3 separate regions of the Homo sapiens genome follow, and regions 2 and 3 are each linked to region 1. A link is a loop called in an ENCODE intact Hi-C map of the cell type or tissue named here. Cell type or tissue: A673. All regions are shown on one strand. Links, peaks and the distances in the headings refer to the core of each region. The heading gives the core; the rest is flanking DNA.

What was found. A loop is a pair of places that touch in the nucleus more often than their neighbours do. Peaks named below come from ENCODE experiments on the same cell type or tissue, not always from the same donor. Only the 100,000 strongest peaks of a DNase experiment are listed, where the experiment ranks them.
Region 2: it touches region 1 in a loop (9-fold over the local background); 3 of 110 quality-filtered maps call a loop at or near these places.
Region 3: it touches region 1 in a loop (16-fold over the local background); 4 of 110 quality-filtered maps call a loop at or near these places.

What each region holds. Positions count from the first base shown.
Region 1 is chr4:107,090,642-107,099,056 of GRCh38, forward strand. No RefSeq gene overlaps it. Among named protein-coding and RNA genes, the nearest start is that of DKK2, 59 kb to the left of the region's middle. In A673, for the core only: a CTCF peak has its summit at 3,822 (motif pointing right); DNase peaks (open chromatin) are centred at 3,850 and 4,530; H3K27ac peaks cover 1,390 bases.
Region 2 is chr4:107,160,765-107,169,179 of GRCh38, forward strand. No RefSeq gene overlaps it. Among named protein-coding and RNA genes, the nearest start is that of DKK2, 130 kb to the left of the region's middle. In A673, for the core only: no CTCF peak of the experiment used is centred there; DNase peaks (open chromatin) are centred at 4,417, 5,607, 6,327 and 6,497; H3K27ac peaks cover 6,968 bases.
Region 3 is chr4:107,374,445-107,382,859 of GRCh38, forward strand. No RefSeq gene overlaps it. Among named protein-coding and RNA genes, the nearest start is that of PAPSS1, 340 kb to the right of the region's middle. RefSeq lists an enhancer at 4,860-5,441. In A673, for the core only: CTCF peaks have their summits at 5,036 (motif pointing left), 5,937 and 6,578 (motif pointing left); DNase peaks (open chromatin) are centred at 2,147, 4,997, 5,937 and 6,567; H3K27ac peaks cover 2,424 bases.

The DNA of each region.
Region 1 (8,415 bases), core at 228-8,227:
TTGACAAAAGCCACAAAAACAACCAATGGGGATAGGATTCTCCATTCCACCAATAAATGGTGCTGGGATAACTAACTAGCCATATGCACAAGATGGAAACTGGACAGCTTTCTTACACCATATGCAAAAATTAACTCAAGATGAATTAAAAACTTATATATAAAACCAAAAACTATAAAAACTCTGGAATATAACTTAGGAGATGTCATTCTGGACATAGGACCCCACAAAGACTTCATGACAAAGACTCCAAAAGCAATTGCAACAAATACAAAAATTGACAAATTGGAACTAATTAAACTAAAGAGATTCTGCACAGCAAAAGAAACGATCGACAGAGTAAACAGACAACTTACAGAATGGGAGAAAATATTTACAAAGTGTGCATCTGACAAGGTCTAATATCCCGAATCTATAAAAACTGAAACAATCCAATAAGCAAAAAACAAACAATTCGAGATTGGGCCACTGCACTCCAGCCTGGTGACAGAGCGACACTCTGTCTCAATAAATAAATAAATAAAATAAAAAAGTGGACAAAGGACATAAAAAGACACTTTTCAAAAGAAGAAATTCACGTGGCTAACAAGAATATGAAAAAATGCTCAACATTACTAATCATTAGATAAATGCAATTCAAAAACCACAATGAGATAACATCTCACACCAGTCATAACAACTATGATTAGAAAGTCAAAAAAATAAAATAAAATAAAGGATGCTGGTGAGGCTATGGAGAAAAGGAAACACGCACTCCTGGTGGGAATGTAAACTGGTTCAGCAGTTTGGCAATTTCTCAAAGAACTTAAAACAGAATTACCATTTGACCCAGCAATCTCATCATTGGGTATATACCAGAAGAAATATAAATCATTCTACCATAAAGACACAAGCACGTCTATGTTCACTGCAGCACTAACCACAGAAACAAAGATGTGGAATCAACCTAAATGCCCATCAATGAAAGACTGGTTAAAGAAAATGTGTTACATATACACCATGGAATACTACGTAGCCGTAAAAAGAATGGGATCATTTCCTTTGCAGCAACATGGATGAAGCTGAAGGCCATTATTTTAAGCAAACTAATAAAGGAACAGAAAACCAAATTCCACATATTCTCAGTTGTAAGTGGAAGCTAAACAGTGAGTACAAATGGACACAAAGAAGGGAACGACAGAGACTGGGGCCTACTTGAGGGTGGAGGGTGGGAGGAGGATAAGAATAAAAAAACTACCTATTGGGTATTATGCTTATTACTGCGGTGACAAAATAATTTGTACACCAAACCCCACAGCATATAATTTACCTATATAGCAAACCTGCGTATGTACCCCTGAACTTAAAATGAAAGGGTTTTTTTTTTTTTAAGTTATCTAGAAGATCTAGCTAAGATAGTTGATGAAGATTGCTATACTAACCAACAGATTTTCAGTGTGGAAGGAATAGCCTTCTAGTGGAAGATGATGCCATCCAGGATTATCATAGCTAGGAGTCAATGCCTGGCTTCGATGCTCCAAAGGACAGTCTGACACTCGTATTAGGGGCTAATGTGGCTGGTGATTTTAATTTGAAGCCAATGTTCATATACCATTCCAAAAATACTAGGGCTCTTAAGAATTATGCTATATCTACTCTGCCTGAGATCTGTAAATGAAACAACAAAGCTTGGATGACAGAATAGCTGTTTACAGCATGGTTTACTAAGTATACTAAGCCCGCTGTTGAAACCTACTGCTCAGGAACAAAAGGTTTCTTGCAAAAGATTACTGCTCATTGACAATGCACTCGGTCACCCAAGAGCTCTGATGGAGACTTACAAGGAGATTAATGTGTGTGTGTGTGTGTTTTCCTGATAAGAAGACATCCATTCTGAAGGCCATGGATCAAGGAGTAATTCCAATTTTCAAGTATTATTTAAGAAATATATTTTGTGAATCTGTAGGTGCCGTAGAGCATGATTTCTCTGATGGATCTGGACAAAGTTGTTGTTAGCTGGTTGTTATGTAGACTTGATGCTGTAGTTGCTTAATACTGTCTGTGGGCTCTTTGCTTAAGTGTGTTTTTGTGGCAGTAGATGTTCTTTTGATTCCATGTTTAGCACTCCCTTAATGACCTCTTGTAAGGCTGCTCTAGTGGTAACAAATTTTATTCATGTTTGCTTGCCTGAGTAGGCTTTTATTTCTCTTTCACTTGTGAAGCTTATTTTGGTGGAAGGTAAAATTCTTCACTGAAATGTGTGTGTGTGTGTGTGTGTATGCTAAAAATAGGTTCCCAATCTCTTTTGGCCTGTGAGGTTCTTACTGTGAGTATAGTCAGTTGGCTTCATTTCTCAATGAACTGCCACTCTAGTGGGGTTCCCTTTATACGTGACCTGACCCTTCTCTAACCCTTCTCTCTGTCTTTAAGATTTTTTTTTCTTTTGATGTTGGTGAATCTAATGACCATGTGTTTTGAGAATGGTTGTCTTAGATAGTATCTAGCTGGTGTTCTCAGTATTTCTTGTATTCGAATGTCAACCTCTCTAGCAAGATTAGAAACATTTTTGTGAACTATATCCTCAAATATATATTTTCCAAGTTGCTTACTCTCTCTCCTTCTTTCAGGGATGCCAATAAGCTGTAGGTTTTGTTTCTTTACATAATCTCATATTTCTCAGAGGTTTTGTTCACTTTTAAAAATTCTGTTTTTCTTAATTTTTATCTAATTAAATTGATTTGAAGAAACTGGTCTTTGAACTCAGATTTTTTTCTCACCTTGGTCTATGCTGCTGTTAACACTTCTGATTGTTAGGACATTCTTTTTTTTTTTTTTTTTTTGAGATGGAGTCTCCCTCTGTCACCCAGGCTGGCGTGCAGTGGCACAGTCTCGGCTCACTGCAAGCTCCGCCTCCCGGGTTCACGCCATTCTCCTGCCTCAGCCTCCCGAGGAGCTGGGACTACAGGCACCTGCCACCATACCTGGCTAATTTTTTCTATTTTTAGTAGAGACAGGGTTTCACCGTGTTAGCCAGGATGGTCTTGATCTCCTGACCTCGTGATCCGCCCACCTCAGCCTGCCGAAGTGAGGACACTCTTTTAGTGATTTCTTTCAGTTCCAGAAATTCACTTTGGTTCTTTTTCTTTGAGACGGAGTTTTTGCTCTTGTTGCCCAGGCTGGAGTGCAATGGCACAATCTCGGCTCACCACAACCTCCACCTCCCCAGTTCAAGTGATTCTCCTGCCTCAGCCTCCCCAGTAGCTGGGATTACAGGCATGCACCACCACTCTGGCTAATTTTGTATTTTTAGTAGAGACAGGGTTTCTTCATGTTGGTCAGGCTGGTCTTGAACTCCTGACCTTAGGTGACCCATCTGCCTCAGCCTCTCAAAGTGCTAGGATTACAGGCATGAGCCATGGTGCCAGGCCTTGGTTCTTTCTTAAAATGGCTATTTCATCTTTCAGATCTTGGATCATTTTGTTGAATTCCTTGTATTCCTTGGATTGAGTTTCAACTTTCTCCTGAGTCTTGATGAGTTTCTTTGCCATTCCAAGTTCTATGTCTGTCATTTCAGTCTAGTTAAGAACCATTGCTGGGGAGCGATTGGGCTCATTTGAAGGTAAGGGAACACTCTGGCTTTTTTAATTATCAGAGTTCTTGTGCTGGTTCTTTCTCATCTAGGAGGTCTGGTGTTTAAGTTGAGTATAGTCAGTTGGCTTCATTTCTCAATGCTTTCACAGGGCCAAGGCTCTGTACAGGATTTTTATTTGTCGCTGGATTCTTGCCTTTGCTTTCACAGGGGTGAATGTTAGCAGAATATTTTTTGATGTTGTAGTCTGGTCTGAGATCCAGTAGATGGCATGGAAGAGTAACAGCTGGTAGAAAAGCTCTTAGTCATGTGGCTCTTTATTTCCTTGCATTTGCAGGCATGCTTCTTAGTGGTGGGGGAAGAGACAACTTTCTCACCAGGTCTACTTCTGGGCCTTGGGGGAATCCCCCCATCACTGGTGTTACACACACATTCTTTTTTTAGGTGTTCCAGGCCACAAGCGCTCCTAAATAGGCCATATCCTTTTTGAACTGGCCCTGCAGAGGGAGGTATGCCCCATTCCCACACAGGTACACAAACCTGTGTGTCTCATCTTTCTCAGTGTTCTGAGGGTGGGCACTCCTCCCCGAATTCAGTGCCAGCCACAGATCTAGGCTTAGCACTCTCAAGCTGTGCACCACATCCCTTGGGCACTGGGACTGGCCTGCATTTTGAGTTGGGCTCCAGCTTCACTGGGGATCTGAACTGCTCCCCAGATGCTGGGAAAGTACTCAGGTGGAGCAAAGCACTGAGACTGGGCAGCAGAAGCTGTGCTGTGCACATGCTACTGCAGGTTAGCAAGGAAGGGGCCCTCAGAGGTTTGAGTGGGCCCTCCAGAACAGACATGCCCTAGTCCTGCAGGGAAGCTGGCCCTGCCTTCTCCTGGCCCAAAAGTCAGCTGGGGCTAATCCTTCTCAAAGGGAGATGGAGAACCCTGGGGGATGGGCACCTATAACCACACTTACGCAAGCTTCTCTGAGCACAAAAGCCCATGGGCTCCACGCCAGCTGAAACCCTGTCTCTCCCTACTCTCTGGGAAGATCCCTCTGCCTGCTCAAAAGTCCGTGGGAGATGTGAGGTGCCCTATAGATAGTATCCCAGAGATCCATGGCAAGAGCAGGCTGTGCCTCAGTAGTTTACCCACCTTTTTTTCCTGGAGCCAATTTGGGGCTGGGATCTAGCCCTAGCATTTGGGCACCCTGTGCAAGGTTCCCAGATTCCTCCCTCTTCAACTTGGGAGTCTATGTTACCTCTCCATCCACTCTCAGTGTTTTCTGTCAAAAGATCTGCTCAAATTATGTCTTTTAACTCCATATTTGGTCTCTCTCAGTGGGACGGGTGCTTCCTGGATGCATCTAGTTGGCCATCTTGTTCTCCCTCCCTTATTCATTCTTGCTGATGAAGAATTAACTTCCCCTCACTCTTTGCAGCACTGTAGGACTGAGGACTCTTTAGACCACAAAGGGCAACAGCTTGACTTAAATTTATGTAGCAAAACACAGACATGTGTGTAAACACACACACACACCCACAAAGGTTTTTGTCTACTTAACTAGAAAGTCAGAAAGTACCACAACTATATTCAAGAGTTTAAGTGCCCTCAAATACTTAAACTAACTCTTATTAACTACAAGAAGACTTCATATAGTAAAAGGAGTAGCTTTCAGGAAACCCTGATACTTATCTTTGGTGAAAACAGATATGCTTCCTTAAATTTCCATCCTCCACTTCTCCCATAATAATAGAATTTTTAACTATGCATATGGTTTTCCATGTAAGGGCTACTTTCCAAAGCCTCTCTTGCAGCTTAGAGTAACTGTGTAAGTAAACAATAGCCAATATGATCTGAGCAGTAGTAACATGTACATCTCCTATTTATGCCTTTGAAGGGATGGGGTGTATCCTCCTTTTGTTCTCTTCCTTCACACTAGCTGTCATGCAGACATATGGGAGAAGCTGGAACAATTATCTTAGACCATGAGACAGAAGCTGTATGTTTAACATTTCAGGGTAACACGACAAAAAGAGCTTGAGCTCTTAATGACTTGGTTGAGGAGAGCTACCATGCAGCTCAGACTTTTACATGACACATTAATGAGCTTCTATCTTATTTAAGCTAATGCTAACTTGAGGTCTTTGTCACATCAGCTGAATCATAGTCTAACAAATGCCATACCCTTTAAACATTATTATCCAAAAGGGCAAGAATCTTCTCCTAGCTCCAACATAAAGATTCTTAGAGAACCCTGATGGCCTGCGTTTGGTCACTTGCTTACCTTTGAATCAATCAACAATAGCAAGGGAGTTAAAAAAATTATTGTCTAGATCACACACCCATTCCTGTTACCAAATGAGTGCAATATTATGATCGGTAGTCCCAATAGAGTCATATTGAATGGGCGAGCTGCCATTTCTAAAAAGAAGGATGGTGCTAAATAGTGAAAAATGAGAGATGTTTCCCTGGAGATTAGAAAACACAAGTGAGAAACTTTAATAGTAAAATATATGTTTATATATTTAAAAACACATGAGGAAAAACAACAATAAATAAAGCTTCTCTAATTAGTAGTGTCTGTCTCTCAACTACCATTACCAAAATCAAGAATAAAACAAGTCTTAAAATCTAGAACATCTCAGTATAATAACTGATGCTTTTCCTCAGAAATTGTCTTTCTCATTATCCTAGAGACTTGGTAAGACTAAGGCAAGATTTCTAATCAGTGGTTTATCAATCTGCTCTTTGACTTTGATTTTGTTTCAAACAGCTGGTCCTGTTTTAGCAGGAGATTTTAAAGATCATGGACTTTGAATTGGAGTTGAAGATTCTAAATCCTCTCTGCTCCATTACTAAGTTTTCTACTCTTGATGATTACAAGTGTAAGTACCTTGTGCACAAAAATAGGGATATATGCCTAGCACACATAAAAGTACCTAACAGTCCCCATGACTTCTGTGTATCCTTTCACATTTGTTATTTGTGGACTTAACTCCAGTTTTATATCTTCTTTCTTTTTTTTCCCAAGGACTAATCTCTGCTTGATGTATCATTATCTGTTCCCTTTCCCTTGATATCTGGATTCATAAAGCCATCTCCCTTGGATATTCTTAAGGATGGCTTTGTTTTTCCTCTTGCTACATAAGTTAACATACTTAGAAGTTCACATTAGCTCCCAGAACTCTGTAAAGGTAAACTGCTCATGTAAGAGCCTCCCTATATCAAGCCATCTATTACTATGTCTTCGTCTGTGGCTATAGCCCATTTTACACCAGCATATTAAATAACAAAAGGGAGATAAATATTGAATCAAATCCATAATTCCAAATTTATTTGGTTTTTTATTTACTTATCCAATCATGACTCCCAGCCCAAAACAGTTAGAAATGTTATTTGTCAGAGACATAAATATCTAAGATGCTTTTCAATCCTTGAGTTAAACTTCTCAAAAGAGTCCACTAAAGAACAGGAAATGACTGCTTTTGCAAAAAAGAAATGAAGTTGAATGGGGAAAAAATTGACATTGGTTATAAACTAATTTTAAAAACCACATTTCCTGCATGGGTTCTGTACTTGTAAAATATTCTCCAAATTCTATTTATCATATATTATTTGTTTAGACACAGTTATCAGATAGCTGATAACAGACAACATGTTTATTTTCATTTTTTTCCTCACTTTGAGGACTTTTCCACAGAAAGGCTAAATTTATTTGTACAAGTATGCAAAGGAAATATTATCCTCTAGAGATTTCCACCTTTTTCTTGAGATCAGAAGCTGGATATCTCTTAATTTTGATATGCTCTCCTTTAGCAACTAAGACAAGCCATCAATTTTGTTTGTAAAAGGATCCATAGAGAGGAGGGGCAGGGCAAGATGGCCAAATGGAAGGCTCTACCAATCTTCCCCATCCAGGAGTACCAGATTTAACAACTATCTACAAATAAAAAGCACCCTCATAAGAACCAAAAATCAGGTCAGCATTCACAGTACCCGATTTTAACTTCATATCACTGAAAGAGGCACAGAAGAGGGTGGGAAAGACAGCCTTGAATTGCAAATGCCACCCCTCCACCATCCCCTGGCAGCAGTCACATGGCACAGACGGAGAATCTGTGGGTTGGGAGAGGGAGACTGCAGCAATTGTGAGACTTTGCATTAAACTCACTGTTGCCCTGTCACAGCAGAAAGCAACACCTGGCTGAACTTGTCGACACCTGCCTGTGAAGGGAACATTTACACAAGACCATCCCAGCAATTGAAACTTGAGTTCTGGCAAGCATCACCAACTCAGGCTAAAGTATTTTGGGATGCTACACAAACTTGGAAGGCAGTCTAGGCCACAAGGAATGCAGCTGTTAGGTGAGTCCTAGTTCTGAGCTAGCCTCAGAGCCAGCGGACTTGGGGGGCAGGTGATCTAATAGGACACCAGCCAGGTGGCTAAGGGATTACTTGTGTCACCCCTCCCCCAACCTTAGGCTGCACAGCTTGTGGCTCCAAAGGAGATCCCTTTCTTCTGCTTGAGGGGAGAGGAGAGAGAAAAGAGGACTTTGTCTTGCATCTTGGATATCAGCTCAGCCACAGCAGGATAGGGTACCAGTCAGAGTCGTGAGGCCCCCTTTCTAGACGCTAGATCCTAGACAACATTGTTAGACACACCCATTTTTAGACGCCAGAAGAGAACCCACTGCCTTGGATGGAAGGCCCCAGTGCTGGCAGAAGCCATTGCCTGCAGACTAAATAATCCTTTGGCCCTGTATAACCAGCAGTATATCCAGATAGTATATCGTGGACCTTGGGTGAGACTCTGACACTTGCTGGCTTCAAATTAGACTCAGTACCTTCCTAGCTA
Region 2 (8,415 bases), core at 232-8,231, 70 kb after region 1:
AAAAAAAGTTATAACCATGTCAGATATTAATCCAACTATATGAATAATCACTTTCAATGTGAATAATCTAAATACACCAATTAAAATCAGTGAGAGTGGATAGAAAACAGACCCCATTATATGATAGCTTCAAAAAAACTCACTTTAAATATAAGGACATATATAAGTTAAAAGTAAACGGATTAAGAAAAATATATCATGAAGGACACTAACTGAAGAAAAGCTGAAATAGCTATGTTATTCTCAGACAAAGTAAACTTCAGAATGAGGAATAATGTCAGAGATAGAGAGGGGCACTATGTAATGAAAAAGCAATTCATATTATTCAATTATTCATATTCAATCCATATTCAATTATTTAAGAATACAACAATCTTTAACATGGATGCACCTAGCAACAGAGCATCAAGATACATGAAACAAAAACTAATAAAACTGCAAAAAGAAATAGACACATTCACTATTATAGCTGGAAACTTGAACACTCTTTTTTCAGTAATGGATATATGAAGCAGGCAGAAAAATCAGTAAGGATATAGTTAAACATAACAGCAATATTAATTGACTGGATTTAATTGACATTCATAGAATATTTCATCCAACAACAGCAGAATACACATTCTTCTTGAGCTCACATTCACCAAGATAAACCATATTTTAGGTCATAAAACACATTTTAACAAATTTGTAAGGATAGAAATGATTCCAAGTATATTCTCAGACCACAATGGAATTAAACTAGAAATCAGTAAAGGGAAAATACTTAAAAATCCCCAAATATTTGGAAATTAAAAAACACACTTCTAGATAACACATGGGTCAAAGAAGAAATTGCAACTTAAAATTTAAAAATGATCTATTTTTTAACCAAATGAAATTTAAAATACAACTTATGAAAATACCTGTAATGCACTGAAAGTTGTGTTTAAAGAAAAATATACAGCATTAAATGAATACATTAGAAAAGAAATAAGATCTGAAAATAATAAGCATCTATGCTTATTCCTTAATAAACTAGAGAAAAAGACCATTACAAGTCTAAAGGAAAAAAGAAAAGGAAAAATATCAGAGCAGGCATCAATGAAATTGAAAACAGAAAAACAATAGAGAAAATTAGCAAAATCAAAATCTGGTTCTCTAAAAAACCAATAAAATTTATAAACATCTAGCTAGGTTAGCTAAAAAAGAAAGAAAACATGAATTACTATGATCAGATATGGAAAAAAGAATCATCACTACTGATTTCATAAATATTAAAAGAATAATAAAAGAAAATTATGAGCAACTCTAGGCTTCTACATTTGATAACTTGGATAAAATAGATCAATCTTTGAAGGACAGAAACTACCAAAACTCACATAAGGAAAAACAGGTAATTTGAAGAAGCCTATATTACTAATGAGATTGAATTAATAAAAATCTTCACAAATAGAAAGTCTTAAGTTCAAATGCCTTAGTGGTGAAATCTACCAAATATTTAAGGAAGAAATAATGCTAAATCTTTACTGATTCTTTCAGGAATTAAAAGCAGAGGGTAACACTTCACAACCAATTCTATGAAGCCAGTACTATTCTAATACCAAATCCAGATAAATGCATTATAAGAAAAGAGATCTAAAGATTAATATCTCTTATGAACATAGTTCAAAAATTCTCAACAAAATATTAGAAAATTAAATCTTATATATATAAAAATAATTATACACTGGTATCAAGTGGGATTTATTCTAGGTGTGCAAGCCTTGCTTAACATTTATAAATTAATTAATTCAATCTCACATCAAAATGCTAAAGAAGAAAAATCATATGATTGCATTAATTGATGCAGACAAAATATTTAATGAAATCCAGGAGCCATATATACATAGAAATTCTCAGTAAACTAGAAGAAGAGAAATTTCTTCATTGATTAAAAAAAATCTAGAAAAAAAACTAACATCACACTTAAAGGTGAGAAAATGCATGCTTTCCCACTAAGATCAGGAACAAGGCCAAAATATCACTTCTCTCAATTCCTATTCATTACTCTACTAGAAGCCCTAGCTAGTGTAACAAAATAGGAAAAGGAAGTAAAACATGAGAGTATTGAAAATTAAGAAATAAAGTTATTCTTTGTTCTCAGATAAAATAGTGATCTATGCAGAAAAACTAAAAGGATTGACCAAAAGTTAAAAAAGAAAAATGAAAAAAACTGGAAATATTATTCGAATTATTCAAATTATATGACATTCTGAAAAAGACAAAACCGTACAGAGAGTGAAAAGCTCCCTGGTTTTCAAGGGTTTGGGGGAGTACAGGAGAGTTAAGTAGGTGACATACAAGAGAATTTTATGGTGGTCAGACTATACTGTCTGCTACATAATGGTAGATGCACAACATTACATTTCAGTCAAAAGCCATACAGCTTCACAGTACAAAGAGTAAGTCAATGTATGCAATTTTTTTTAAGAAGCCATTTAGGAAGTAAAGGGGTCTCATTAAGAAATGTATAGTGTGACAAGATAATTTAGCCATATTACAAATTTATAAAACAACTACACTGAAGTGGGTGGAAAGAGAGAAAGTACAAACATAACTAACTTTACATGAGTCAAGTATATAAGACTAAAGGTAAAGAAGAACTGGATATAAGCACTGTACTCTAATTGATAAGGTTGTTTCCCACAGGGGTATGGGTTAAAAATTCTGATTATTCCTATGCATGTATATGAGGGTATAACAATTAAGTAACTGGATGGTGCATGGTTGATATCGGGAGCCAGGTTTCTCACTGGGGGAGTGGGAAATAACAGATAAACATGGAGAGGAGGCTAGAATGATCCATGTGGCATTGGATTAGAATTGGAGACATCAAAATGAATACGTATTTAGCTTAACACAGATGCAGATGCTTACATAAAAAATACTTATGGATAGGTATATTTGCATGCACTTTCTCTGTCAGTGGAGAAAGCTTCCAAGTCATGAGACCTCAGTAGAAACAGGCACACTTAGTGCCAACACCTTGATTTTTATTACAATTCTTCTGTAAAAGAAACTAGAGCTTCTTTGGAAACATATGTAATTCTAAGATGGGGAGAGAAAATCATAATCTTATATATAGAGAAAACTAATGACTCCATGAAAAGAACTCATAGAACTAATGAACAAATTCAGTAAAGTTGCAGGATACAAAATCAACATACAAAAATCAATATTTCTATATGCTAACAGTGATCAATCTGAAAAAGAAATCAAGAAGACAATTGCATTTACAATAGTTACCTAAGTAAATAAATAATAAAACGCCTAGATATTTAACCAAAAAAGTAAAACATTTATACAAGAAACACTATAAATTACCAATGAAAGAAATTGAAGTGGATATGAAAAAATGAAAAGATATTCCATGTTCATGAATTAGAAGAATTAATATTGTTAAAATATCTATACTACTCAAAGCTATCTACAGATCCAATGGAATCCCTATCAGATATCAATGACATTCTTCACAGAAGTAGAAAAAACAATACTAAAATTTGTATGGAACCGCAAAAGACCCCAAATAGCTAAAGCAATTCTGAGCAAAAGGAACAACACTGGAGGCATCATACTATATGATTTCAAATTATACTATAAACCTACAGTAATCAAAACAGCATGATGCTGGCATAAAAGCAGATGTATAGACCAATGGAAAATAATAAAGAACCCAGACATAAATTCATGTACTTATAGCCAACTTATTTTTTAAAAAGGTGCCAAAAAGATAGATGGGGAAGGACAGTCTGTTTAATAAAAGGTCCTGGGAAATTTGATATCTATATGCAGAAGTATAAAACTAGATCACAATCTTTCACCATATACAAAAGTCAACCCAAAATGAACTAAAGGCTTAAATGTAAGACCTGAAACTATGAAAGTACCAAAAGAAAACAATGGAGAAATGCTACATGATAGTGCTCTGGACAAAGATTTTTTAAGTAAGACCTCAAAAACATAGGTAACAAAAGCAAAAATGGACAAATGGAATGAATGATATCAATCTAAAAAGCTTCTGTACAGCAACACAAACAATAAAGCAAAGAGACAATCTACAGAATGGGGTGAAATATCTGGAAACTATCCATCCAACAAGGAATTAATAATCAGAATATAATAGGGAACTCAAAAACTTATTAGCAAAAAAAAAAAATCCAATTTTTAAAAATGGCCAAAAGACCCAAATAGACATTTTTCTAAAGAAGACATACAAATATGGCCAACAGGTGTATGAAAAAATGCTCAACATCGCTAATTATCAGGAAATGCAAACCAAAACCACAAGACATCATTTCCTCCCAGTTAGAATGGCTATTATTTTAAAAATATTAAAATACTGGTGAGGATGTAGAAAAGGGAAAATGCTCACACACACAGTTGGTGGGCATGTAAAGTAGTACAGCCATTATGGAAAACAGCTTGAGTTTCCTGAAAAAAAAAAACTAAAAATGGAACTACCATATGATCTGGCAATCCCACTCCTGGGTATGTATCCAAAAGAAAGGAAATCACTATAACTGCACTCCCGTGTGTCTTGCAGTACTATTTACAATAGCCAAGACACAGAATTAACCTAAGTGTACATCAACAGATGAATGAATAAAGACAATATGGTGTATATAAGTAATGGAAAATTATTCAGCCAAAATAAGAAGGATATCTGTCATTTGTAGCAACATGGATGGAACAGGAGATCATTATGTTAGATGAAATAAGCCAAGAACAGAAAGACAAATATCACATATTCTCCCTCATATGTGGGAAGTAAAAATGCAGATAGCATAGAGGTAGAGCATAGAAGTTACCAGTGGCTGAGAAGGAAGGAGGGCAAGGGATAAAGAAACGTTTGTTAAGGGGTATACAGATACAGTTAGAAGAAATAAGTTTTACTATTCTTCTATATATATATAATTTCTATATATATATTCTATATATATAATTTCTATATATATATTCTATATATATATAATTTCTATATATATATTCTATATATATAATTTCTATATATATATTCTATATATATATAATTTCCCTATGTATAGTGGGGAAATTATAGTTAACAATAATTTATTGCAAATTTCAATGTTTGAGGTGATGGATATCCCAATTACTCTAATTTGATCATTACACATTATGTACAGGTATGCAAACATCACATGTACCCCCAAAATATGTACTATTATACATCAGTTTTTAAAAAGTAAAAAAGAGAAAATATATAAAGAAACCTAATACATGACACTTGATATTGGCAGTGGAAATGAATTAGAGGAAACTATTGATACTAAGTAATGGCACTGAGATATTTGGTTTTCCATATGAAAAATATATGATATATAAATAAAATATACATACTATTAAAAAAAGAAAACCTACAAGATAGTGCTGCAGCATCTTATAGTGCCAGAAAGTAAGGAGGTACTCCAATAAAAGAAGAGAAAATGAAGGAAGGAAGGAGGAAGGAAGGAAGGAAGGAAGGAAGGAAGGAAGGAAGGAAGGAAGGAAGGAAGGAGAAACAGTCATAAAACTTAATTAATTTTCATATTCTGCTTTGGATAATGAAAGAAGAGAGTCTCAGAAAATAACAAATGTCTTTCTTGCAAAATATCTCTTTTAGAGTTCAGAATTACAATAATATTATGCATCAGGAAAAAAATAGCCTTGCTCATAGATTTCTCAGTTACTTGTGTTGCATATTTCTAGAAACCAGACAGGTCAAGTTTGTTGTTACTCCTTTCTGTCCTGCTGAATCAGCACAGAAAAGCTAGTACTGGAAACAGAATACTGTACTGCTCTCATAGTTGGGATATGGAGATTTTGATGCTTACTCCTTCTCACCATTCCCTTGTCAATCTCATTAGAAGTAGGTCAATATCTCTATTTTTCTTACAGCCTAGTACACGAGTTAGATGCTAGACATATACATTTTTGGTTATTGGCTAGCTTCATTAATATGCTAATACAGTAATAGTTATAAAGCCTTAGCATGATTCTTCAACCACACAGAAATGTAAATTACATGACTGCAATAATCAGGTAGCTAGGTAAAGCAAGTCGACTTCAAATTGTATTGTCGAGTATTTTATACAAAGAAAACCAATATGCATTGTTTGAAGTTGAAAGACACAATGTTTAATACAATAAAACAAACATTTGTTATTAGGAATCTAAAAGCACAACTAAGAGATAGTTATAATGATTTGGATTTCATAATTTATGCAAGCTCAAAACTCTGCATCCCTGCACTGCACATAAAAGCATCTGCATGTCATGTGTAATTCCTTCCACTGGCTACACCACACCATCGCTGCTCATGTGATGTTGTCCTTTGGTTGAAAATAAAAGTACTTCTAGATAGATTAGAAATGTTCCTTAAACTAAAATGAACAGTGCTGAAGCCTAAGGCTAGAGTCTACTGATGCTACTCATTCACAAAGGAAATAGAATTTCAGGAGGCTCATTTCTGATTAGGTCATACTAAATATAAAGCAATCTCAATGTAAAATATAATAGGTTTACCCAAGCAAATAATTTTCTTTTCCAATGGCACAACTTATCAAAACTTTTATCATGTGCCTTCCTTATAAACTGACAGTTTAATACTCTTGAGGATTTATTACAGTAATCATTGAATCATTCAAAAGAAATGCTTAATAACAGGATGTTTGTATGTAGCAGAATAATATACGCTAATTGTTTGCAGTCTCTCACTTTCCAGGATGCTAACTTTTGTCCATTGAACTTACTACATAGCACATGATCAAATATAGGTTTGAATGACATTGTTTCACAAATAAACATTACCTGCCATTTACCCTGTATCACCATTGTGATCTTTCTAGCATATTATGAATATTGAGCCTGAGTGAGGACTTTGATAACAAATAAGTTGGTGAAAATATTTCTAATTAAATTTTAACTTGGTTAAAATTTTTATGACATTTAAAACAGTTTTGGAAACATCATAATGTTTGAGATTATGAAATTTTTATAATTATGTACATTTTTAAATAAAAATTATATACAACAACAACACCATCAAGACAAATTTAAAGCAATACAGGGCCAACTTTAAAATCAGAACATACACATACATACACAGATCCTTATATAATAGGAAGCAAGATGAATATTTTTAAAAGCATAAACAGGCCAGGCGCCATGGTTCATGCCTATAATCCCAGCACTTTGGGAGACCAAGGTGGCCGGATCACTTGAGGCCAGGAGTTCTGACCAGCCTGGCCAACATGGCAAAACCTCGTCTCTACTAAAAATACAAAAATTAGCTGGGCATGGCAGCGCACGCCTGTCATCCCAGCTCCTCAGGAGGCTGAGGCAGAAGAATCCCTTGAACCCAGGAGTCGGAGATTGCAGTGAGCTGAGATTGCACCACTGCACTCCAGGCTGGGCGAAAGGGCGAGACTCTGCCTCAAAAAAAAAAAAAAAAAAGCATAAACATTTATTATGCATTTGGACTTGCACATTACACAAAGTACTTCTGAAAAAGAAAGACTTTATCACCTCCATGGCAAAATTGCTCTGTATCTCCATCCACCAACAATCATACACATGGAGAAAGAAAGAAAAAAAAATGAAACAGTAAAGGAGATAATTAAAATTTCCATTGAACCTTGTTATATTAGAGCCCACTATAGAAATGTGGGGTGGGGCTTTTACTCTGAATCAACAGTGACTCTCTTAATATAATGTAACATTTATAACCAGCATTGCCATGTCCTTGCTACTTGATGCAACAACATAGGGCAACTCCAGGGAATCAGGAATAACACATGTTTTAGTTTTATCCAGTTTCACTATTATGACTTTGGTCACCATAACTAGAAACAGACAGGTGAGCAAAAGAACAGAAAAAGACAAAATATTACAGTATTTTCTCATTTTTGAATGTCCATTGCATTCCTACCGTTGTATTATGGGCAGCTTCTAAGGAATACAATTCACTCCATTCTTTGCATTCTAAACATCTATAGCCCCATTACAACTGGTTATCTTGCAAGAAGAAGAATTTAATCCCAGGAATTTCTCACTTATGTCAATGTAAAGTGGTATTAACTATAGTGTTCATAAATTCTATCTGTAAACATAAATAATCACAAAAACATTGAAGGGAAAATTAATCATACAGGAAATCATACATGATAGTGAGGACTATGAGATGATGGGGCAGTGGGAGAAGGGATGAGCTGGAACTTATTTTTAGTCTTTTTCCACAATCACCAATGTAGAATTTGGGAAAGTATTAACTCTCTCTAAATCTCAGCAATTTCCACTCTATAAAATGGAGATTATAATACCAATTACACAAAATTGTCATGAAAACAAAATGAGATACTGTAAATGAAATGTTAAATCAATTGTAATGTGAGAAAAAAT
Region 3 (8,415 bases), core at 111-8,110, 280 kb after region 1:
GTTTATAAGCTGAACTTCACTGAAATCAAAAACTTCTGCTCTATGAAAGACAATGGCAAAAGAATGAGAGGATAAGCTACAGACTAGGAAAAATATTTGCAAATGACACACCAGATAAAGGACTGTTCTTCAAAATACACAAAAACTTCTCAAAACTCAACAACTAGAGAACAAAAAATTCAATTTAAAAACATGCAAAAATCCTAAACAGACACCTCACCGAAAAAGATATACAGATTGCAAATAAGTGTATGAAAAGGTGTATAACATCATATAGCATCAATGAAATGCAAATTAAAATAACAATGTGATACTACTACATACCTATTAGAATGGCCAAAATCCATAACATAAAACACATCAAGTGCTGGCAAGTATGCAGAGCCAGATGACTCTCATTCATTGCTGGTGGGGAACACAAAATGATATAGCCACTTTGGAAGAGAGTTTGGCAGTTTCTTGTAAAACTAAACATACTCTTACCATATGATCCAGCAATTATGCTCCTCAAAATTTACAAAAAGGAGTTGCACATACAAAAATCTGCACACAGAATTTTATAATAGCTTTATTCATAACTACCTAAACTTGGAAGCAACAAAGATGTCTTTCAGTAACTAAATGCATAAATAAACTATTCTACATCTAGACAATGGAATATTATTCAGTGCTAAAAAGAAATGAGCTACCAGGTCATGAAAAGACATGAAGGATCCTCAAATCCATGTTACTAAGTAAAAGAAACCAATCTGAAAAAGCTACATCCTATATGATTCCAATTATTTGACATTCTGGGAAAGCCAAAACTATACACAAAAGTGAAAAGATCAGCAGTTGCTGAGATTTGGGGTGGGTAGAGAGGAATAAATAGGCAGAGCACAGAGAATGTTTAAGGTAGTAAAAACACTCTATATGGCATTATAATGACCAATGCATGTCATTATACATTTGTCCAGACCCATAGGATATACAAAACCGAGAATAAACCCTAGTGTAAATCATGGATTTGGGCAATTACACTGTGTCAATGTAGGTTCATCAGTTGTAATGGTTGTACCACTCTGGTGGGGATATTGATACAGAGGAGGCTGTACATTTGTGGGGCAGCTAGTATATGAAAAATCTCTGTACTTTTCTCTTAATTTTGCATGAATCTAAAACTCTTCTTAAAGATAATAAAGCATTTTAAGTCCCAAAACAAATAATTTCAGAGCATATTTGAGTCTATTAGTATCCCAATATTATGATTTAGAAAGTCTATCTGCTTAGAAGATTTAGAAATCATATCACCCAGAAAACTGAACAGAGACTGAGCAACAGAAGACTCTGCTTTTGTGGTTGTTACTGTTACCTTGCCTCAGTAATCTCATGTAAATGGTTTGAAAGCAAAAGAAAGAATTGTCTAAAATGAGGACTTCTCACTAATTTAATCTAATTGTTACAATCTGATGATCCTTTAATATTGCTTCCCCCTTCTTCACACACACACACACACACACACACACACACACACACACACCTCCCAAAGGGTTTCTTAGCAAAAGATGGACAAGTTTAAGAATAAGATATATCTTTTTTTCATGATTTAATTAGTAAAATAAAAGCCAAATTTTTGGTTCCAGAAACTAGGAAGATAAAAAAGCAGGATTGTTCAATCACTTTTATCATTCACTTTCCTCTTTGAACAAATAAAACTCTCATAAAAACTCCCATTAAAAATCAAAATGCATGTTGAAGTCCAATTTAATGATTTAAGAGTTAATTCAGAAGTTACTTGTGACTCTGAATCCCTCTGTAATTTTAAAATTGTAGCATGAAATCAGCAAGGAAAGAAATAGTGATGATTGAACTTTATTCTCTTTTTGCCATTTCAATGCAGAGACAGTATTTCTGGTGCAAAAAAAAAAAAAGTCAGCAAATTACCACATCAGCAGCAAATCCCAAAGAGATCATAAAAAACACTCTTTTCTAAGTCTGTCCAAATTTATCCCCCTAGTGTCAATATAATATGGTCTTTTAATGGGATATTACACAATAAAATACACAAATAAAATTAACTGAATTCATCAACATACGAAGACCATGTGTTTACATATCAAGAGTGATTGGCAGTTAAAGACTCATAAATCATAAGCCAAAGAGGGACACTGCAAGTGTGCTTTTCTATCCTCCTTACCCCTGCTGTTTCAGAGGCATGCTCTTTAATGGTTTTGCACTTGGGTATAAAGTAATTAGCAGGCCTAGCCTGAGTGAAACAGAAAAATAGTAGAAACAGAGCTGAAATCATTGGGACAATTATTACCATCTTTGATTGAGTATATACCCAGCACATAACACCGTGGTTTACCTAAACCACTCCAGATTGATTTATATGGATTTTTTCATATAAATAGTGAACAAAGAAAACAATTCAAATAGGTTCCACTATTCATTTCCTAAGTGTTGGTGCCAGGCATTTAGCAAGATACTACAAACACAGTAATGACCAACTAAGACAGTCTCTGCCTTTCATGGAGCTTTGAGAGGGGAAGAAAAAGAGAAAAGCAAATGTAGTTTAAACATTAAAGAGAATATGTGTATATTTCTTGCAATGATTTAATGATTTGCCCTACACTGTGAGCAACTCAAAGCCGTAAAGTTTTTTTCATCTTTTTTATGGACTATGAAAAGATACAGTAGTTGCTCAATGCCCATTGTATCTTTTTGGAATAAAATGTTTCTGGAAATATCTACATGTATATGAAACACATATATATTTATATATGGAACAAGCAGGTGATGATTTAAAAGGACATTCCTCTTTGCATTTCTCATTTCTAAAATGATATGTACTCTTCTAAAGACTTTTTGAGAGGTAAAAAAATCTTAAATAATTTTTTGTAATCAGTCTTAAAATACACCCAAATATGGCCAGGCCATTTTTTGGCCATACATAGTGCACATAAGAACACTTAATACAGTACTATGAACTTATCAACACTCACAAATGTTATCTGAATGAAATAAAGTATGAATCAATTATGCAATGATTAAAACATGGGCATGAAATTATCAGAAGCATCCGCTTCACTTTGGCATCAATAAAATGAACTTCAGGAAACATGGAACATCCAGACTTTGTCCCTCATCTGGACATCAGTGTATTGGCAAACCTACTCTCTTTATAGTGTACGTATGTAAGATATGTATGGCATATTGCATAAATAGTATATATTGTCTCTTCTGACATTTCTGATTCACAGTCCTTTCAGTTCCACTTGTGATAATTTTTTCATCATCTTATAATTCACAAGACGCCTATGATCATCTCAACCAGTCTATTAAATGACAACTCATCTCTCCAGGTCTTTCCTTTTCAGCAAGGTCTCCCTTAATTACCTTACTTAAGATTATACTTCTCTTTACCTCAGCACTGTCTCTCCCCTTACCTTAGTTTATTTTTCTTCAAAGCCCTTTTTACTCTGTAATTTCTCATTTGCTATGTAAGTTCCATGTGAGACAGGGATTTTATCTTTGTTTTTTATTGTTGTATTCCCAGCACTTAGAACAGTGCTTGGCACATAGGTTTTCAAAACCTATTTCTTGACTGAATATGCTCCTGACAAAGAAGTCTCCAAACCGCTATGAGGTGATTATAGGGCTAGCTGTCCTCTAATAGTGACAGTATAAGCTATATTCAGTAAATTTGAGACTTTAATTTTTCTTTTGAGCTCTAGAAATAAACCAGGAACTATTCGTTCCCATATACATCAGGTGGTTTCTCTCCTTTACACCTTTCCTCAAGTTTTCCCTCTTTTAGGAATGTCCTTCTATCACCCAAACTCTTCTCTGCCTGGATAATTCCTGCTAATTCATTCAGTCTCAATGTACAATGTATCTACTACCTGAATTGCTCCCTGACACCACCTTCTGCCACCTCCCCCACTGGGAGCGTGGGCTCTGACCCCATGGCAGCGTCTAGGGTTGAGTGTTTACAGCTCTGGAAGCCCCAGTAGCCATGTGTTACATACAGTGTGCTCTTTCAGCTTAGCTGTCCACAGGCAGCTTGATTTAATTAGCTCAATTAGACCCTCTGCCTTACAGCAAGGACAGAGGCTTTCTGTATCATGGGGTCCTTACCCTAGTGTTCCAAAAAAATCAGATCACATTGGGGGCTTGGAGAATGAGTGCAAGGTTTTATTGAGTGGTAGAAGTAGCCCTCAGCAGATAGATGGGGAGACAGTAGGGGGATGGAGTGGGAAAGTGGTTCCCCCTGGAGTGGTGTCACTCAGCAGCCAGGATCTCCTCCAACCACCCTCTGCTGAATTCCCATCGGCATCCATGTTGTTCTGCCATCAGTGTACTGCCAGTGTCTGTCTGTGTGTTCTTCTGCCGGTGTGTTTCGCTTTATGTCCATCCATTTGTGTCTGTGCCTGCTAGGGTCTCGGGGTTTCTATAGACACAGGATGAAGGGCAGGGTGAGCCAGAGTGGTCTTGGAAAATGCAACATTTGGGCATGAAAACAGGAGTGCCTGTCGTCACTTAGGTCCATGGGCACAGGCCCGAGGATGGAACCCTTGCCAGGGACCCTGTGCTTCTCTGCCCAGCACTTTCCTGTCCCCTTCCCATATCAGTATCACAGCCCTGAGTTCTGGGGTGTCTTGGCCCTTAGCGTACTATCTTGAAATTGCTGGTTACTTACCTGTCTCCTCAATTAGAACATAAGCTCTTGTAGGACAGGGATTGTTTTAATGATCTTTGTATGAGTGCAACACAATGGAAACTGAATGACTAATTGAAATGAATTGAGTTTAATGCCCTTGGGACGAGCAACATCTAGTGATTCCATCAGAGGCAGGTGGTGTAGGGGGAAATGCAGGAAGTCTTAAGACCTGGACTCTAGTGCTAACTCTGACAAGGGTTAAACCCAAGACAGCTTCCAAATCTATAAGACTATAAGGCAGAAAGTATTCCATGTAACCCAATGGAAGTAGTTATTAAATAGGTTTTCATGCTCCATCTGCTGGTTAAATTCTACAAAAATCTCAAGACCTTTTTGAAATGGCAGAGTAAAGGACTTAGATATCAGCAATTCTTGCTTGTGACCAATTGTGGGATATGATGAGGTTTCTCTCCAAATAGCCTGATCAATCTTTTATTCTTTAATTCACAGTACCCCCCACCCCACCTCATTTTTCTTTTTCTCCTTTCTGCCTTTGTTACATGCCTGGACATGCCACAGTACCAGGCTTATCCATACTGCTCACATTCCTTTCCTTATTTGGAAAGAAGACTAGCTCTGTAGCTCATTGCAGACACCCCTTCCCCTTTTCCCCTCTCTCCCTTACGTGCCCACCTTATCTAAAGAAAGTTCAAATGTCTAGCCAACCGGGATTAGTTCAGATTGTGCGACCTGACCCTGGCCAGTGGGGAAAGGGTGCAAGGGCAGGACTTGCATCAGGAATAAAGGCTCTTGTGCCCCTTTGTTCAGGTGTGCTCTCATGGTGACTGGCCAAGGAGAAGCACCCCTCTGCACAGAAGTAAAATTGCTTTGCTTAGAATCCTTTGAGTGTTCAATCTCCTTAGGATTTTGAGTGTTATTCCCAACAATTCTGGTGCCCAACTTTGGGGCTTGAATATTCTACTTCGGGAAGGGGGTCTTCGGTCACCCCACCCAGGGGAGATGCATCCCACTGTCTATAGTTATGGTGGCCCAAGGGTGAGGGAGATCAGGCCCCACCCGTTGTGACGAATAAATCTGGATTCTCAGCAAAGCGGGGAGGAGATGCTTGTAAGACCGAGGCAATAAGAGGACCAGGTAATTCTTGTGCACAGAATAAGGCAGGAGACTTTGCAAAGGCGACAAAGTATTTCCTTGGTGATTGGGATAATTTGGAGGTTGAGAGTGTGTAAATGGGGCTAAGCATTATGGTTGTGTGGAGTGAGTCTTCTCTGCGGTTTTGTGCTGCCATCTATCAACTATGGGCAGGAACAATCAGAGTAGACAAAGAGAAAGAAAGATGCAAGGAACTTCCAGAGGGATGAGCTATAGGATATGCAGGAAACCCCTAATGGGAGAGGTTAAGCCTCCAGAAAGAGAGAGGTGAGACACCTCTAATACCAGAGGTTGGACTCCCTCTTAAAAGCCTCAGTAAGCCTCCAGAAAGGGGGAGGTGAGACACCTCTAACACGAGAGGTTGGACCCCTTCTTAAAAGCTGCAGTGAGCCTCCAGAAAGAGGGGGGTAGACACCTCTAACAGGAGAGGTTGTAGCCCCTCCCCACCAATAACCTCTAAGATGGGGAATGTTTCAAGTAAGACAGGAAAACTAAAGAGTCTAGAAAGTGATGAAATTACTTCTGATAGCCCCTTGGGGCTTATGCTGAAGTACTGGAAAGATAAAGAGAGAACCAAGTATAAACGAAAACAGTAGATGATAAAATGTTGTTGTTTTATTTGGGTTCGAGAACCCATCCTTAAACCCTCACATTTCTGGCCAAAATTTGGGTCTAATGAGGAGCAGATTTGTCAGCTCTTAATCGAGCGTGTTAAGGATAAGAGTCCTGTCTCCCAGGAAGAAATCGTTTACGCCCTCTGTTGGCAGCAGGGGCCTGTCCTCCTTTACTCTTTAGAATCTAGAGGGAGAAAGCCAAAAACCAACCTCTCTAGAAGGGAAAGACCGGTGTCTAGACAACCCACACCCACTAACACGTGGGTCTAGATCATCTTCCTCCATTCAGTGCCCCCGATCCCGCTCCTCTGGTTTCCGTTTCAGGTCCCTCCCCTGCTTCCTCTTCCTGCTGTCCCTGATCCCGCCCCTCCGGTTCCCATTTCAGGTACTTCCCGTGCTTGCATCCCTCTTCCAGCTTTTCCGATCCCGCTCCCCCGGTTTCTGTTCCAGGCCACTCCCCAGCCTGTGCCTTCCCTCCGGCTGTGGTTTTGGGTTACTCCCTAGCCGTTTCAGGCCACTGCCTTACTTGTGTTACTTGCCGGTGTTCTATTCCCCCAGCTGCTGCTATGGATCCCTCACCCACTTGTGGTGCCTCTACTCATATTGCTCCTCCTCCCTATAATCCCGACTTTGCGGAATAACCATCTTGTGAGCCTGCCCCCACCAACCTATTAAGTATCCCTCATTAAAGGAGCTTCAACGTGAGATAGAGCAATGTAAAAAGGATATTAAAAACTTTCCATTTCTCTCCACACCTAGAGAGCCAGATCTGACTCTTTCCACTAAGAGAGGTACCACAAGGATGGGGCGGGGGGCTATTGGCTTTGTGAACGCCCCCTTGACTAGTTCGGAAGTCAGGTATTTTAAAAAGAGCCTAAGCCACTACTGGATGACCCTTATGAAGTAGCAGATCAAACTCATCAATTTCTAGGGCCTCACATATACTCTTGGGCTGAGTTGATGTCCATCTTGGGCATCCTCTTTTCTGAGGAAGAATGAAGTATGATTCGGAGGGCTGCTATGGCACTTTGGGAACGTGAGCACCCTCCTGGTCAAAATGTTCTTTCTGTGGGCTATAAATTTCCCACTCAAGACCCCCATTGGGACAGTAACAATGCAAATCACTGGGAAAATATGCAGGACCTAAGGGAGATGATAATAAAAGGAATTCAAGAATCAGTACCCCAAACTCAAAATCTTTCTAAAGCATTTGATATTCAACAGGAAAAAGATGAGGAACCCACTGGATTCTTAAATAGATTGAGGGAGCAAACGAGACAGCATGCAGGCCTTGATTTGGAAAACCCCTCAGACAAGGAATGTGAAAACTTCACTTTGTTACTAAAAGTTGGCCAGACATTTCAAAAAAATTACAAAAGATAGAAAATTGGGAGGACCATCCCCTGAGTGAATTGCTCAGGGAGGCTCAAAAAGTATATGCAAGAAGAGACAAGGAAAAACAAAAACAAAAGACAAAACTTATGTTATCCACCTTCCAACAGATAGCTCCAAATCCGCATATCCCTAAGCAAGGCTTTCAAGGGGCCAGAGATTATAAGGGGCCTAAACCCTCCTTGAGAGGATCCAAGCCTCCATCTGGAGGGTCAAGGCCCTCATTTAATAAGCCCCCTAAGGGGTATAGGGGAGCAAGGGCAGAGAATGCTAAGACTGAGAAGGAGGAAGGACAAGATAGATATTACAGATGTGGAAGAACAGGCCACTTCAAGAGGGAATGTCCTGAACTAAAGAAAGAGAGAGAAACTTTCACACTCATGACTTTGGAAGAACAATAGGGGAGTCAGGGGCTCTGCCTCTTTTATTTTGAGCCCCACCAGGAGCCCTTGATAAATTTGGAGGTGGGACCTAAACATGAATTTATCACCTTTTTACCTGATTCAGGGACTTCATGCTCCTCTGTTTGTTTCCCTCCACCTGGTCTTACCTGCTCTTCAGAAGAACTTTTAGTCTCTGGGGTAAAAGGAGAAG